Regions from separate parts of the Mus musculus genome. Here region 2 is linked to region 1. The links are chromatin loops, found by intact Hi-C in ENCODE. Cell type or tissue: gastrocnemius. All regions are shown on one strand. Links, peaks and the distances in the headings refer to the core of each region. The heading gives the core; the rest is flanking DNA. Region 1 overlaps Sdccag8 (serologically defined colon cancer antigen 8). Region 2 overlaps Sdccag8 (serologically defined colon cancer antigen 8).

What was found. Hi-C counts contacts between places; a loop is a spot of excess contacts. Peaks named below come from ENCODE experiments on the same cell type or tissue, not always from the same donor. Only the 100,000 strongest peaks of a DNase experiment are listed, where the experiment ranks them.
Region 2: a loop joins it to region 1, with 2.5 times the contacts of the local background. A loop is called at or near these places in 2 of 42 quality-filtered maps.

The regions. Positions count from the first base shown.
Region 1 is chr1:176,911,862-176,920,663 of GRCm38, reverse strand. Sdccag8 (serologically defined colon cancer antigen 8) reads right to left here. Exons shown (of 18, transcript NM_029756.3): 13 at 978-1,120. The region is part of intron 3 of Gm15423 (a long non-coding RNA gene); the gene reads left to right. Among named protein-coding and RNA genes, the nearest start is that of Gm15423, 25 kb to the left of the region's middle. In gastrocnemius, for the core only: a CTCF peak has its summit at 4,646 (motif pointing left); DNase peaks (open chromatin) are centred at 989 and 4,505.
Region 2 is chr1:176,998,990-177,007,791 of GRCm38, reverse strand. All of the region lies in intron 16 of Sdccag8 (serologically defined colon cancer antigen 8), which reads right to left. Among named protein-coding and RNA genes, the nearest start is that of Gm15423, 62 kb to the right of the region's middle. In gastrocnemius, for the core only: no CTCF peak of the experiment used is centred there; DNase peaks (open chromatin) are centred at 3,563 and 8,202; H3K4me3 peaks cover 152 bases.

The DNA of each region.
Region 1 (8,802 bases), core at 478-8,477:
CCAGACTGATCTCCAGAGTGGTTGTACAAGCCTGCAATCCCACCAACAATGGAGGAGTGTTCCTCTTTCTCCACATCCTCGCCAGCATCTGCTGTCACCTGAATTTTTGATCTTAGCCATTCTGACTGGTGTGAGGTGGAATCTCAGGGTTGTTTTGATTTGCATTTCCCTGATGATTAAGGATGTTGAGCATTTTTTCAGGTGCTTCTCTGCCATTCGGTATTCCTCAGGTGAGAATTCTTTGTTCAGTTCTGAGCCCCATTTTTTAATGGGGTGATTTGATTTTCTGAAGTCCACCTTCTTGAGTTCTTTATATATGTTGGATATTAGTCCCCTATCTGATTTAGGATAGGTAAAGATCCTTTCCCAATCTGTTGGTGGTCTTTTTGTCCTATTGACGGTGTCTTTTGCCTTGCAGAAACTTTGGAGTTTCATTAGGTCCCATTTGTCAATTCTCGATCTTACAGAGCAAGCCATTGCTGTTCTGTTCAGGAATCTTTCCCCTGTACCCATATCTTCAAGGCTTTTCCCCACTTTCTCCTCTATAAGTTTCAGTGTCTCTGGTTTTATGTGAAGTTCCTTGATCCACTTAGATTTGACCTTAGTACAAGGAGATAAGTATGGATCGAGAATCTGCTTATTTTCATAAATATATTTCCTCATGGTCTTTCTTCAACATTTTTTATTAGATATAGAATTAGTGGTGGTAGTGGCAGAAATGTCATTTGCTTCTATCGATAAGGAACCACTGAAACATTTGAGCACTGCAGACAAACGCTTTTGTAATACACCAGTGAGTCCCTGCCACACTCGTCATTCACGAGTCTGGCTGTTTTGCTTGCCACATCTCCACTTTCCGTAATATGCCTGAAAGCTGTGTGTGAATTGAATGACTAAGAGTAACAACTGTTGGGAGCCTGTGGCAGAGCCCGGTGGGCTGCACTGGGTGCTGAGTGTGTAACGTGATTAGGGCATACCTGGTGAGGTGCAGTTGGCGCTCGGCCTCGCCCAGCAGCTCTGTGACTCGCAGGCACTCCTGTCTGGCCCGAGCTGCCTTCTGCTGCTCCTGTTCCACATGCTGCTCGCTTTCGCTCAGTTCTAGTCTCAACTTCTCTATTTCCTTAGGCAGACAGAGGGAGGAAAAGAACCCATATTAAATATATACACTTGAACTCAAAACTAGTTCCCTTTCATTTCTTCCAAAAATCTTAATACAATAAAAACAATTAGAAAATGTAGACTAGCTTAAGTTCCATGACAAAGAAAAAAAATCACAACTACAAGTGAACATGCATGAAGTAACTATGGATCGTGAGAAATCTGATTGAAAACATGAAACAACTGAATATGAGTCACAAAAATGATTGATAATCTACTTTCATGCAAAGACTTTTTCTTTTTAAAGAGTAACAGCACTTCCTTTACAATGTAATATATCATTTAAGAGATATGATCAGATACAGGCAGTGATCAATATATGACATTTTTACTTAAAAAGACAGATTTACAGTTTTGTTTGGATGCCATAGAAACCAAATTAAAGGTTAAAACAATTTGTTTCTAAGAAAATATGAAGTGCTAGAAAGGCATTAGCATGCTGTCTAATAGTATTTATAAACAATTTAGGGACAGACTCAGCAAGAGGACCGCCAGCCTGCATGCATGAGACTTCAGAGCTTACACACTAGCACCTGTACTGACAGGTGGGCAGAGCACGCCAACATTACCAGGCATAGATAGACATACATGTAGGAACATGAACAGTAGCTTACTATTTGGTTTGAGGAAGAAACTCCTTATCAATACTCAAATGTTTCAAAGCAAAAATAACTTATATTGTACATATTTTGGATAGTTTGTACATTAAAGTAAAAATATTCATCACAGCGCATCTATGATATTAAGCAAACCAAAGGAGTTGAAGATTAACAAAATGGACTATAAAAAGAAGAAAAACTAAAGGCATATTTTCAACTTCATACACAATAGACAAGAAGCAAGTTTGCTATACAAATGCAGTATGCTTTCATTAATCAGACGATTAAGCGCAGTATTACACATGTTTAAAGTGTTTTGGTGTCATTTACCAATATTCTGAGTGACCTCCAGCTACATTCCATTCATCAACTAAGATAAGCAGATGACTCATTTCTTTTCTTTTTTTTTTTTTTTTTTCACTTTTGTAGACCAGGCTGGCCTCGAACTCAGAAATCCCCCTACCTCTGCCTCCCAAGTGCTGGAATTAAAGGTGTGTGCCACCACGCCCAGCTTCTTTTCTTTCTTATATTTATAATGCTATCTTCAGTTTATCCTATCAAAATTACATATTACAATAATATGATAAAGTAACTTGCTATAAGTTCTCAAATATTATTTTATTTTTAAAAAATCCATACACTTATAGGTACATTACTTTCATGTAGAGTAGGTTTTTTTATCTTTCAGATTGCAATACCAAAAAGAATTTATTTTTAAAAAATATTTTAAGTTATTAAAGTTAATACTGACAGTTTTGCAATCTTACAATGAAGTACAGCAAAAGATGTGAAACATAATAGGAAAGTCAGTAAGTTTTATTTGCTTAGAATTTATGAAATTAAGTAAGTCTAGAAGTGGAGTTATGTGTTGGCATTAAAACTTCAAAACTTCACTCAATATTTGCTTTTACATCATGCTATTTATAAAAATCTGTGCTAAGAGCTGGGCGTGGTGGTGTACGCCTTTAATCCCAGCATTTGGGAGGCAGAGGCAGGCAGATTTCTGAGTTCGAGGCCAGCCTGGTCTACAAAGTGAGTTCCAGGACAGCCAGGGCTATACAGAGAAACCCTGTCTCGAAAAAAAAAAAAATCTGTGCTAAATATGAGCAATCCAGAGACTTGCCATCCTTTCTTGATCCAGCAGGTAAGACTCCTTGTGGTAGATGAGACACATACATGGAGACAACTAAAACACAGCATGCACACACCCAAAAACACAGCATGCACACACCCAAAAACCAAATAAGCAAAAGCAGCAAGTGAGCTACAGAGAAAGCACACGTATCATAAAGTAGATAGGTTAGCAAGGGCAGGAAAAGTGGAGAGAATGAAGCCACCAAAACCCCATGGCTGAGACAGGATCACAGCATCAGAGACATGGGCTGCAGGTCATAATTTCTTATGGATAGCAAGAGACAATGGTTTAAACAAGCAATTTGAGAAGCTTAATTTTAAAAATTGGTTCAATGTGTATGATCAACTTTAGGCAGCAAGGAATGACAGATGAGAAATCCTGAACAGATAGCAGCAATGTTCCAGACAGGAGAAGTAGAGAGACGTACAACAGAAATATAAGGGACAAATGGTGGCTGTATAGAAAGAAGAAGATGTAGCTGGTTGAGGAGATACTGCGGTGAATAATCAATGTGTTTGTGATGCCAACCTGAAAACCTGGGCGAGATCCCTAGACCCCATGAAAAAGCCAGGCCTGAAGGTGTCACCCTGTAACCCCAGAGCTTAGGGGACAGAAGGGTTCTAGGAGTTTACTGGCCAGCCAGTCTAGTCTACTTGACAAGCTTCAGGTTAGGAGAGAGCCTGTCTCAGAAAATGAGGTGAGGAGCAATGGTGCAAAATACCTAACATTGACCTCTGACCCAGACACATGCACACACGTGCACACTCACACAGAGACCAAACAGATACACTAGTATATTTCACTAAAAGGATACAAAAAAGTGACAGAGAGAAAACAAATCCCAAACTTCCTTTAGAATAGATTCACTTGGTAAGCATTCCCCAGCAACAACACATGCACTTTATACCATTTTAACTTGACAGCAGCTGTTTTCATATCCTTACATAGTAAAGCAGCTACACTAAAACTCAGTTAAATCTACGGCAAAGAACACAGTTTCCAGAGCCCACACAGTCAGAGTTTTAGCACTTTCTGCCTCTGTGACCTTAGACAAGTCACTCAACTCTCAGATACCTTCTTCAAACCAAAGTCAAAGAGATGACTGGAGCTAGCTCATGAGACTGTGGTGAAGACCAGAAACAATGAGATCAGCAAAGAATGACCTGGCAGAGGTCACGTGGCTGTCCCTGAGCACTCCTGATTGGGGGCTGAGGGTCTAGCTCAAGGTAAAGCACCTGCCTAGGACATGTGAAACCCTGGGTTTGAATCCCAGCACCACTAAGCAACAAAGCAATTCAATCCAACAAACCTCCCCTCTCCTATAAAAGCACTATCTTAGTATAAACCAAATAAAAATTTATCTATTCTAAGTTCAAAATGCAAAATTCCTTTTTGTTAGGAAGATGGAAAACGGCAGCCTGCTTTTGATTATGTGTGCCAGCAAAGGAGCTCACTGGGACAGATAATCAAAACCAACAAATAATCTCACCAGCTGGATGGAGGTTCAACACTTAGCTCTCTGAGTCAGGAAAACCTGCCATGGCATCAACTCCAACAGTTAGAAGAGAAATCTCTTGCCAGAAATGCCATGCTCCCACTGGCAGGATAACCCTGCGCCTCACCCAACTAGGTCAGCGCTGTTTCCTGGCTGCAGATTAGTGGCTTGGGGATGGAAGACCAGTGGTGGTCATAGGCCAAATGTACATTCCTCTCAAAGCACACTATTAACCTGATGTCTGCAGAGCAGTCTGACACAGCCATCTTTTGGCCAGCTGGGTTACAGGAGGCCCACATAGCTTTACACCTCACCAACAGGCATTCCTCAAATCATAACCAAGAGCTGGAAGAGGAGCTCAGGGTAGAACACTAGCCTAGCATGTACTCAGCGGAGACATTATTCTTTGAATCAAAAGAATAAAATAAAACCAAAAGGAAATCATGACTACAGTAACCAGAAGGACAGAAAGTAGAAGCTGCTATGAATGGCTATTTTGAACCTCTGGCTATAGAGGTCACAGGCCTCAGGGGAGAAGTCACTACTGTTATTCTGCTAAATTGAAACATTAAGTCTCCTAATAGTTACCTTTATTTTATTTTATTTTTTTAGAAAGGTGTCTGAGTATTTTGCTTGTATGTCTACCTGGTGACTGCAGAGGAACAAAGACATCTGATCCCGTACAACTGGAGTTATATGTGGGTGCTGGGAATTGAACTCATGTCCTCTCCAAGAGCAGTAAGTGCTCTTAACCTCTGAGTCATCTCTGTAGCTTCTATATTCTTATTTTAAATGGCATATTACTATGTCTTGATTTATAATATAAAAAATTAGCTATCCTCTCTTTGCTAGGCAACATAGTAGCTGGCATGTAGCTACAGTCCTAGCTACTTAGGAAGCTGAGGCAGGAGGACCACTCATGTGTAGGAATTCTGATAGCCTATACATCATTCTAAAGATCCAACTCAAACCCTCAGATAAGTCTAGCTATGAATCAGTATTCATTACTGATACATTAGTGATTGATCACATCATAATAAAAATTTTTCCTCTACTGAGACAAACATTATTTTTTGTTAATTTTCTTCATTAATATTTTATTTATTTGGGGATTAATAGCCTCTTATTGTATACGGGGAGCATAGCTTGCTTGCTTTTGAGCTGGGTCTGTGTTGTGAAGGCTGGCTTCAAATTCTAAGATGCAAATGGCCCTCCCTGTCACTAGCACATAAATACCAGGGAAAAAAAGTGTATAACTTCACTCTGGTTGCCCACTTAAAATAATTTATTTTTCTAAATAACTGATATGTCTCCATAAGTATTAAACATTAATAGTCAAATAGTCAACTAATAACATTTTTGAATACTGAAATATCAAATTATATATTTTAACTTACTTCTGACCCTTTTATCTGTCTTATATCAATTCTTTATGCCATCCCTAATGCACCTTAAGAGGTGCTTGTTGGTCAGGCATAGTAGAATATGTGGTTAATCTGAGCACTCTATAAAGTCAAGGCCAGCAAGGCTCCCCTCCTCTCAATAAAGAGTTACTACTTTTCCTAAGACAGGAAACTTAAAAAACACAACAGTGTGGTGTGTGTGTGTGTGTGTGTGTGTGTGTCCTTAGACAGCTGCTTACAGATAAACTGGAGGTTTGTCTGTGCATGACAACCTCCGACTTTGAAGACTCTCTTCCCTCAGAATAGTAGAGAATCTGCGCTGTCATCTTAGGATCTTAGGACACCACTGAAGAGCCTATCTGATTTCTAATAATTGCTCTGGAATTTGCTTTTTCCTTTCCTGGAAACTTACAGCACTGTTTCCCAGTCACTTTGCAGTTTAATGAGAGCATAACCTCAGAGAATACATTTTCATTCTTTGTGTCCTTGTGCGCAGTGACCCCTTTCAATAGGGAGGCTTGTCTAAGGTTTGGCTTTTAGTTTGGTGACACTACCTTGAATGGCTATTTTAAATGTTTTAATGCCAGACACTTTGTATTTTCTAGATAGCCCTGGCACCATCACTGACCATGCTATCTACTGAACAGGTTACCTAAATTACTAATATCTTCTCCTCAGAGTCTAGCACCTAGAGTTACCTCTTCTATGGAAATTAAGAAAACAATATGTTGTGTCTTTATTCCTGTCCGTTAGTTCCTGCATGCCCTTACACTTTTATATAACATCTATGTTTATTTTTCATATAAAATATCTATTAGAAAGTACAGTGTTTCATAGATTCTCTTATGTTCATTATCCATACCTCCTCAGTTTCACCCAGGTTTGTTACAGGCTACTTTTGCTAAAATGATCAGAGCGAGAGGGTAACCTATAAAGGAAGAGGTTCGTTTGGGTCATGGCTGCAGAGCCTGGGAGCTCAGGACTGGCGGCTGTGTGGAAAGGGAAGCACAGGCTCGTACAGCACAGAGAACACAACTGCAGCCTTGCTTTACAAGACTTCTCATGTGCATATCAAGTCTAGTCCGTGATCATAGGAGCTCAGGGAAGACACTAGTCCATTCCCAGGGCGAGGCCGCCAGACCCAAACACCTTCACTTTCTCCACACTCACCCCTCCCCAAACTGTCATATAGACAACTAAGACTTTAAAACATAAGCCTTTGGGGGGCAGATTTAAGACATAGGCAGATTCCTTTTTGTTTCTGTTCTTGCTTTCTCCCGTCTGCCTGTTTTAGCCCCTCTGTTGTACTGTAGGCAGTGAGTGAACGAACAGATGTGATGAGGCTTGGATAACACATAGTATTTTATTATGTACTGTTGATTCCCTCCCCACTGAGAGAAGGATATACTAGATGTCCCCAACAACTCTGAACTTAACCATGTGACTTCATTTAGCCAATGGTATCTTAATATAAGCACAAATTGGTTTTATCTTCATGCTGTGATGATTCTCTGAGAAAAAGGCAAAACAAACAAACAAACAAACAACCACAAGCAAAAAAACAAAAAGCCATTATCTAGTGTTGCTGCTGCTGCCCCATCGGTCTGAACCATACAGAGAATATACATGAAGACAAACAAAAACCAGACCGTGGCCAGACAAGCCACAGTCTGACGAAGCCACCCCAGTGCTGTCCAGATCAGCCAGGCCTCAGCTGCCTAGCACTTATGAACATAAGTATTTGTGGTCATCGCTGTGAGCCTCTGAGCTTTGTCAAAAAAACATCCTTGACTTTAAAGGAATAAGGACTAATAAACTATTTATTATTTTGGAATGTCATTTGAGCTTTGAAGTTGCTATATAAAACACCTAAGACAGAAATCTCTGTACAGAGAAGAAACTGAGGATTAACAAAGAAATGTATAGGTGTTAAAGAAGTATTCTGGGGTCTTAACACAAACTGGTACTTTGTCTCCAAAAACCCTATCACAGACTATGAAGTAACCTTCAAAACATTTCTACCAAGATCAATAAACATCAATTTGGTATCAATTCATAAACACACACAGAGTATTTTAAAAACATGAATAAATGTAACAGTAATCTCATGAAGGAACTGTCACCTCCACATATAAGATACATGTTCATATTTTCAATCTTTTAATTCTTATTCTCTTTAAAGAATTCTTGTTGTGACCTTATAAAATTAGTTTTACAGTCTTGTAACTTTAAAAATGAAGATGTACTATATTAGTAATTTTTAAATTACATAGATTAAGAACGAATAGAGAGTTTCATTAAGAAAATTCCTATTGTATATTTCTCACAAATTTCTAGGAGAGAAATACAAAAAGGTTATATTGCCTTAAACCCAAAGAATAATTTTCCTGGAAAGCAAATGAAGCAGACAGAGCTTATTAAGCCTGCTCCCAAATATTATTGAATTTAAAATTATTTTGCAGCTGGAGATGCTAGAACACTCTGGTCCTCCCAGCACTTAGGAGGGTATGTATATGTCAGGGGCCTGGCAGGGCTACAGAATAGACTCAGCTAGCCAGGATTACAGAAACCCTGTCTCAAATGTTCTTAAGTGCCCTGTCATCTTTAATATAGGGTGACTTCTTTGTGTTACAGAAGGTAAAATGGAATAAAAGGACCAAAATACAAGAGAGTAGGGAGACTAGAATTTAAAAATCCTTGCACAGCCAGAAGGAAGAGCACGTGGTTTTGAGGCTGACATAATTTGACAATGTCAATTTGTGATTTGGAAAGCAGTGGTCAAATTAATACAATATGTTTTGAAAAGGAAAGCAGTGCATGATGCTGAATGGTAAGGCAGAACCATCTGTCGGATAACGTACGGATAAGAACAGACTTGCTAGCCACTCAGTAGTGACCAATCTACAGTCGAAAGAACTTACCCTGGTAGGATTGATTTCATCCACCTGTAATGCATGCTATCTAGAGAGAATCTAAAGCTCTGCTGGGTAAAGGGCAGAACATGATCATTTG
Region 2 (8,802 bases), core at 226-8,225, 87 kb before region 1:
ACTTGGCAGCTTTGGCCACATGGTTCTGGCTTTAGAATCAAAGATTCATTTCCCTCTGCAGGTAAAGAAAGCTGCTGAGACCAGGTATGTGGTCAGGGAATCCCCGATGGAGGCCGAGGAGTCTGTTGCATGACAGTGTGAAGGGAAAGCCTGGATTGCCTTGGAGACCCCAAGATGTTAAAGGTGCCAGAGCCATGGGATACCTGCCAAGGAGAGCTGCTAAGAGGAAGTGGGAACAGCCCAGGAGAGAGAAGTGTGCTGTAGTCAACAGAGGTGGAAAGAGTAGAGAGCTCAAGAGCATGTTGACATCAGACGTGGAGATGCAGAGTTGGGAGTCTGCCCAGCTGGTGTTTGCTCTTGCTTTGGTTCAGTATCTGCTTACTGTGCTCTCTTCCCTGCAGTTTGGAATGGTAATGGATATCCTGTGCCATTGTATATTGGAAGTATGTGATCTGTTTTTTATTTTGATATTATAGGGAATTATAGTTAAGAGATTGTATGCATCTTAGAAAAGACTTTGAACTTTGGACTTTTAAACATTCTTGAAACTGTAATAGACTATGGGGACTTTTGAAGTTGGATTAAATGCCTTTTGTATTATTTTATGTCTGTAAACCTATTGGGGACAGGGAGTGGAATGTGGAGTTTTGAATAGGTTTGGCCCCCACAGATCCATGTGTTTGAACTTTTGGCTATTAGGAAGTACCTTATTAGAGGAGGTATGGCCTTGTTAAAGGAAGTGTTTCACTGTGGAGATAGGGTTTGAAGTCTTAAATGCTCAAGCTGTGCCCAGTGAAAAATGCATCCAGTCTCCTGCTGCCTTCAGATCAAGATACAGAACTCTCAGTTGCTCCAGCACCATGTCTTCAAGCTGTGATGATAATGGACTAAATCTCTGAAACTATAAGCCAGCCCAATCCCTATATAAGAGTTGCCTTGGCCATGTCTCTTCATGGCAATGAAACCCTAGCTAAGACAAAGGGCCGGGGTCCCATTTCCTCCTTGTGCCCCAGAGACCTGACTTTCTTCCAGTAAGCCCCACCACTGAAAGGCTCCACCATCGCTCAGTCATGCTACAGGCTAAACCAAACTAGAGCAAGGACTGAGGTAATTCCTGCCCTCAGAGCATGGTCTGTTGCCTGTGAAGATATGAGTTATGCTGAATCCGAGCAAAAACCAAACTACTACAAAGGCATAAAGAGGAATGCTTAAACTGGCAAAGTGCTGGTCTGGAAAGGCCCGTGCCATGCCCATCATTCATTGAGCAGACACTGCCCAGGCCAGTGTGCTCAGTGTTTTGCAAAAGTACAACCCTAGTGCTCTCTGTCATTCCACCGAGTGGGAGTGATAATCCCACTTTCAAGATGAGAATACTGAGGCATGGGCTCAAAGTCGATGGGCTGGCAGGATGTGATATGAAGAGCTGAACGATGCTGGTCTGGCAGGGCCAAACAAAGCCCCTTGGCCTTTGGAGATTCCAACCTTTCTCAGTTCTCACTGGGGTACTTGCACAGGCTCACCCCTGCCTGCTGCTCTCCCCAAGGGGCAGAGCTGCTTTCCAGTGTCAGTTCTCATCTAGTTCTATCATCTGACGCATGGAGTCTCATGGCTTCCGCCCTTTCCTCCTCAAGCTATTCAGTGGTGATGAGAACAAGGTGGGTCATGATTTGAGGCCTGTGGAAATGTGTGTAGAGGGCAGCCCCTTCCAGCAAGGCTTCACAAATACCCAGGCTGCACACTGTCAGGAGAGCCACAAGCTCTCAGAGCAAGACCTTAGTTCAGTATATCTTCTCTAGGCCCACGTCTCATCCTAGCAATGTGTGGACCTTGTGACACCTTGGGAACTGTGGCTGACTCCTGTCCTTGTCCCGTGAAGCATCTGTCCTCACAATGAATGGCTGGTCCATGAGAAAAGGACACTTTTTCTTTCTTTCTTTTTTTTTTTTTTTTTTTTTGGTTTTTCGAGACAGGGTTTCTCTGTGTAGCCCTGGCTGTCCTGGAACTCACTCTGTAGACCAGGCTGGCCTCAAAATCAGAAATCCACCTGCCTCTGCCTCCCAAGTGCTGGGATTAAAGGTGCGTGCTCGGCAGGACTCTTCTTTTCACCAGGCAGGGGCTGGTGTGCCACCTAGGGCACGAGAGGACCTTTGGGACTTGCATGTGTAGGACGACTATTTCAGGACAACAACTGACCATGCTGTGTCGCTGCAGTTCGCTCAGGCTTTCTTCCAAGGCATCTCTAGGAATTCCAGTGTGTAAGGGATAACACTTTCCATGACAACAAAGAATGGAGATGAAGATCACAGGAGACCTATGTATGCTGGGCCAAACACCTCTGTTTTGAACTAACAGCAATGGTCTCAGCCACAAGGCAGGTGCATGACCAGAAAGCGTGCTTTCTGAAAAACGATGTGAGCCATCATGGTAAGACAGAGCAAGTGTACCCTACAAAACAACTCTGTAAAGCTGAGTGGGCTGGGACGAGGGTATGCAAAACAGTGGCAGCTTGGGTCCCCGGCTTCAGACATCCTTCTGCAAGGAATACTGTGAACTCGCACAGATCCATGCACTTAAATCTCTCTGTTGTATGTGAGATGGGGGAGCTACATGTGGTGTGTGAGCTCTGAGGTATCAAAACTAAATGAACACTTGGGTACCCAGTGAGGCGCATCCTGCCCTGCTGTGCGGGTCACCACCGATGTCTGCACGTGTGAAGTGTCAGCTATACACATTCCACGGGCTGTTTCCCCAGACAAAGTGGAGGTGACTTCTGTTTGCTGTTGACTGTTTTGTTGTTGAGTTTTTGGTGTAGTAGTAAAATGTCTTTTGTTCAGAAGTATTCTTCAACCACAGCCGCTTTGCTGTGGAGATTCTGACAGGATCTTCCTCCGTCTTCTCAGAAGCATATCACCAGGATGCTTAGACCACACTTACCCTGGGAGAGGAGTCTACTGATAAAATTAAGGACATTTTCCGAACAGCATATAGAGCTTAAAACTGTAACTATTTGAACTGTAAAATATGCTCAGGTCTCCTTGCTCCCAGTGAGGCTCTGGTATTGAGGAAGCACTCACTGCAGGACTGCAATTGTGAGCGTCTTGCATTTGTTATACAACTCAGTCCTCTGCATGCTGTGGAAGAGGACAACACTTGCAAGCTCAGAGGACTGAAGGAGTAGTGCTGAGAGAGCGGAAGAGAGGAAAGTGTCCACAGCTACATAGGAGGAGCTACATAGGCTCCTCCTCTCTCCCTGTCTTTCCCTCCCATATTCCTGGGAAATCTCTGCAGACCTGCAAGCCCATGCTCCCAGGACAGGGCTGGGCCTCTCCTGTCTTGATGCCTCTGACTAGGCTCTCTTCCAAAACATCTCTGGGAATTTCAAGTGTAAAAGGGACAGCAATCACCATGGCAATGAAGAGTCCCCCTTCCATATCAGATTCTTTTATTTCAGCCCCTGGCTCCAAGTGAATGGTCTGAGGTGCCTTGGCACTTAATATTCTGTCTGAGCAACCTGTCCAAGTGGCCTCAGTCACACTGTGACTCGCTGGACTCCTGCCCTCCCCAGTGCTCATCCCTCTGCCCCTCCCCCACACCTTGTTGGGCACTCCTTCTTTATTCCAACCTTCTGTCCCCACTGCCCATATGCGCTTAGGTATCCTGTAACACTCCACACCTCCTCCTTCTATTCTTCAGATACTCTCCACAGCCAAAGTTCTCAACAGTGCCTGCAGTCCCAGCAGTTGCAGCCAAGATGGAGACAGCAGGATCAAGAGTTCAAGGCAAGTGTCAGCCACACAAGAGAGACACCAACCTGGGCTATATAAAACTCTGTTTCAAAATAACCACACCTAAAATCCCTGAACCTCCTTCTGTGGTAGAGTCTCCATACTAGCTAGACCCAAAGGATCCGTGGTCCTTCTCGATCCACTCACATCATGTCTGTTTGATGGAAATTATTGCTCCAGCTCTGTGGCCATATTCCCTTGCCTAGTAACAGGGTCTTTCACTGTCTGGCCCCTGCGTAGTCCCCTCTCCTCACACAGTGGGTATCTCAGCCTTTCCAAAGGAAAAGTACTGCATACAAATTAAGCACTCTCAGTCATCACTGGGATTTGAAAATCTTACAACAGGTGAATAAACAGGAGACGTGGAAGCAGGGGTGACTATTCAGAATCCATTCATACTGGCTAGTCTACTTCAGGCTGGGTTCCTCTCAGTTCAAGTCCTCCGAAGTAACACTTCCAACCTTATTTCCAAGCACAGCCATCGGACCTGGCGCATGGGCATCCATACCCTGGAAAAGCCAGGAGGAGAAGACTATGAACAGTGTGTGCAACCAGCCTGCATTACCGCAGACTATGAACTGCATATGGGACTCAGCTTGCAGAGAGTGCAGGCCTGCTGAAAGCCATGCACACGCACACTGTTCACCTGTGCTCAGAAACCTAAGCTGCTCAGGGTGGGGCACAGAGCCCATCAAGCACAAATCGAGCAGTACCTGTTGGGGGTGGGGGGAGAAGCCTCAGCCGAGGAGACAGCCATTCCCTTCCCAGCTCCCCATCTTCCCTAAGCACAGCGGCACCGGGTTTGCTACACTCCCATCCCCCCACATCACCAGCTACACAATCCTAACACTGCACTGAGTACAAGTTTTGAAAATCCAATTACCCTAATCACTGTTCGAGGTAATTAATTCTGGCGACTGAACCATGCTAATTTAAAGTTGTATACTTTGTTCCAATACTTAAAAATTGCCACTGCATTTTACATAATTCCCTCTCATTAATGTGGTCAGACAGATTACATGATGAAGAACTCATGCACAGGGTTTTATGTTGTCAGTGGCTGCTTTGCAATGTAAACGTCCTTGGCCAAAACCCACTGTCTTAGTCAGGGTTTCTATTCCTGCACAAACATCAGGACCAAGAAGCAAGTTGGGGAGGAAAGGGTTTATTCAGCTTACACTTTCACACTGCTGTTCATCACCAAGGAAGTCAGGACTGGAACTCAAGTAGGTCAGGAAGCAGGAGCTGATGCAGAAGCAATGGAGGGATGTTCCTTACTGGCTTGCTTCCCCTGGCTTGCTCAGCCTGCTCTCTTATAGAACCAAGACTACCAGCCCAGAGATGGTCCCACCCACAAGGGGTCTTTCCCCTTGATCACTAATTGAGAAAATGCCTTACAGCTGGATCTCCTGGAGGCATTTCCCCAACTGAAGCTCCTTTCTCTGTGATAACTCCAGCCGTGTCAAGGTGACACAAAACTAGCCAGTACACCCACCCTGGTTCAAAAATGATTTAAATGATTCTGGGGAGAGTTACACCTTCCCAGAACTGTTGCCCCTTTCCTTTTCAGAGAAGTTCTCTATTGGTCTGCTGCCCACAGAGACAGAACAGGGTTCTTGAGGGCAGTGATGGTGGTAAATGCCATGCTGGAGCTGAGAGGTTCCTGAGAAGTCATATTTCAGCCCATTATGATGAAAGTTCTGCCAGACAGTGTAAGGTGACTGCCCCAGTGAGACAGCCTGTGGAGGCATTTAGGACAGGGACCTATGGTGTTGGACTCAAAGTCCATCTGTCCTTCCTTCCTTCCTCCATCCATCCATCCATCCATCCATCCATGTATCATCTATCTATCTATCTATCTATCTATCTATCTATCTATCTATCATCTATCTATCTTCTGAGGTGCTCGGATAGAACTCTAGCTTTAGACTAAGCATGTGTTCTACCACAGAACTATAGCCCCAACCCAGACCTCAGGGGTGTGGCTCAGTGGCAAAAGGCTGTCTATCAACTAAAAGCTCTGAGTTACATCCCAGCAGTAAGACAGACAGAAACGAAGGAGGATGAGAGGAATGGGGGAGTCAGTCAATTTGTCTGTCTTCTGTAGAACACTAAGCCTAAGAATTTAGACAAGAGCCTTGAAACAGTGACCCTCTGCAGCATTCTAGAAAACACTGGCTACACAGGTTCTGAGGGCTGCTGGAGTGAGGAAAGAAGAGAAACTTCCTTCTTTGCCCTTCTGCTAGCTCAGGGAGGATAACAGATTTGGTACTGTTTTTAATTCTTTCTCAATTTTCAATCTATTGCATGCTGGTGGTTTTGTGCAGTACAATATGCGCACAGCTGCATTTTAAAATGTCTGTGGTTTTCTGGCTACCCTATGTCAGTTCTTGCCTTGTGGCAGACCAGTAGCAAATCATTTCAGGCCAGTCCCAGTAGCAATCACTGAGACCAAAGAATAGTGCTGGCAGTGGGGGTGGGAGGTGGAAGGAAGCTGCAAACACGATACTGCTCTCAGGATGCTTGCTAAGGTGGCTTCACTGAGCCTTCCTCGGTCACCTGCTAAGCAGCACACCACCAGGGGAGGTATTCAGGCATCCTGAATGTGCCCTGCCACTCCACAAGTCCCCTAAGCGTCCAACAGTGCCACTGAACTCCACCACGGAGTTCCTGCCTAAAACAGTGCTTCCACCAGAGACTTTAGAGCATCGAGGGATGGGCGCACATCCCTCCTTTGTCACTTTCTCAGACGGTTAGAGCTACCTGCCAGGCTGAGCCCCAGTACCTTTAGGGATCTGGTCATGGACGGATGATTGCAGTACAAGGACAAGTGGCAGGCCAAGCATTTCAGATTCTCCATTAGGGATGCTGCTGGGTAGCAAAGTACTTTGTGGCATAATCATGGACCCAGGTTCCATTTCAGTGTCTCAAAAAACAAAGTTGTTTTCTTTGAACCTTAAAGAACCCAGAAACTCACTTGCTTAAAGCCTGAGTTATGCCAACTAGTTCTTCCTAAAGTAAGAGCAGGGTCCTGGTTAAGCATGGCTCTTGAAGACAATAGGGCTGGGAAAAGATGCGGCTGTAAAAGCAGTCTGCAGTGCTGAGCCCAGGGCTCAGGGCCATCTGGAGCTGAGGCAGGAAAAACCCTCCTCCCTCATATCACCTGTCAGTGTCTGCACTCTGTGACACACAGCGTCTAAAGAGTTGTAAGAACACCACCAAGGAATTCCACATCCCTCTATCCCAGTTCTGTGGGGAAGACCTGCTCTACCTGGTTCCTCTCTCCCTCTCACCTCTCCACAGTTGTTCTTTCTCCTTAAAAAGTTACTTTGCAGCCAGGTGGTGGTGACATACACATTTCATCCCAGCACTTGGGAGGCAGAGGCAGAGGCAGAGGCAGAGGCAGAGGCAGAGGCAGAGGCAGAGGCAGAGGCAGAGGCAGAGGCAGAGGCAGAGGCAGAGGCAGAGGCAGAGGCAGAGGCAGAGGCAGAGGCAGAGGCAGAGGCAGAGGCAGAGGCAGAGGCAGAGGCAGAGGCAGAGGAGGCAGAGGCAGATCTCTGAATTCAAGACCAGTCAGGTCTACAGAGTTCCAGGACAACCAGGGCTACACAGAGAACCCGTGTCTTGAAAACACAGAGCAAAACAATCACCCACCCACCTTACTTTAATGTACATATGGGGGTTTTTGCTGGTGGATATGATGTGGTTCCTCCAGAGGCCAGGAGAGGGAGTTAATCCCTTGAACTGGAGTTAGACAGGTAGCTGTGAGCTACCATGTGGATGCTGTGGATCAAACCAGGACCCTCTGGGGGATCAGCCGGTGCTCTCACTGTAGAGCCACCTTCTCCAGGCCCTTTGCTTTTGTTCTCTCTTTAACCTTCTGTTCTTTAGTATATTGGCTGTGTAGCCCAGGCTGGTACTGAACTGGACTCAAGTGAGCTTCCTTCCTCAGTGTCCCATGTCACCCCTCCTGTCCTCTGCTCTACCATCCAGGATTCTTTTTTGAGCACACAGTGAATGGCACGCCCCACTGTCCTTTCCTCTTTGATGTTGCAGTGTTTCCTAAAGAGAAGTGAACCCTTACAGAACTGCTTACTGGCAACTACCTTACTCTATTATTGCTATAGATCACAAGTCTACCTAGAGTAACCACCAGTTTCCTTGCTGACCTAAAGCTATCATCTCTGCCTGCTACAGAAGAGAACCTCTGCACTGTCAGGCTGCCTTTCCAGTCTGGAGCACTTGGTGCTCAGTTTCACTTTGGTGAAGCTCTCCCAAGTTAAGCCAACACTAGTCTTAAAGGAAGGTATGCAGCTATCATGTGTGGGCTCTGCTTAGCCGCTGCCCCAGGGCTTGGAGGCACAGTGCCCTGTTTGAGGAAGATTCTCTTCTAATAAAGTCCTGCTGCTCTAGGGACCTCAGCCCTCATGGAGGGTGTCAAGTGAGGGCCTCCGCCATTTCCTTCCAACTGGACCATCCTTAGGGTGGCCAAATTGGTCACAGAGGTGTGATGGAGGAAGAGTGAGCCCACGGCAGCTAAGTAACCAGATTCAGTCACTACGGTGTACCTACTGGCACACATCTTAATTAGGTTTTAATGCTAGTAATTTGATAACAACTCCTGGCTATGGGCTAGAGAACCTGTCAGTGCTGAAAGCTTTTTATTTAGTTTCTCTTCCCTCTAACACTGAGGCAGCCTCCCCGCTGACCCTTGTCAAAGAACCCCATCTGCTGGTTGCCACGGTAACTGAAGGAGACCAATTGAGCTGAACAGAGCGACTCAGAAATAAAATCTGCAGCCAGAGGAATTCTGCTAAGAGTAATAAATCATTTAGTAAAGGGGGTCCTCCACATGGTGATGAGTGTTGGGATAATATGATGGCATAACTCTTCCAGCTAGAAGGTCCATGACAGATCAGAGTGATTAGACCGGCTGGAGGGCTCATTTGGTTTCTAGTGGGCTCAGGCATCGCAACAGACAGATCCGGCCCAGTTACATGCCACTGTGGGTGGGGGT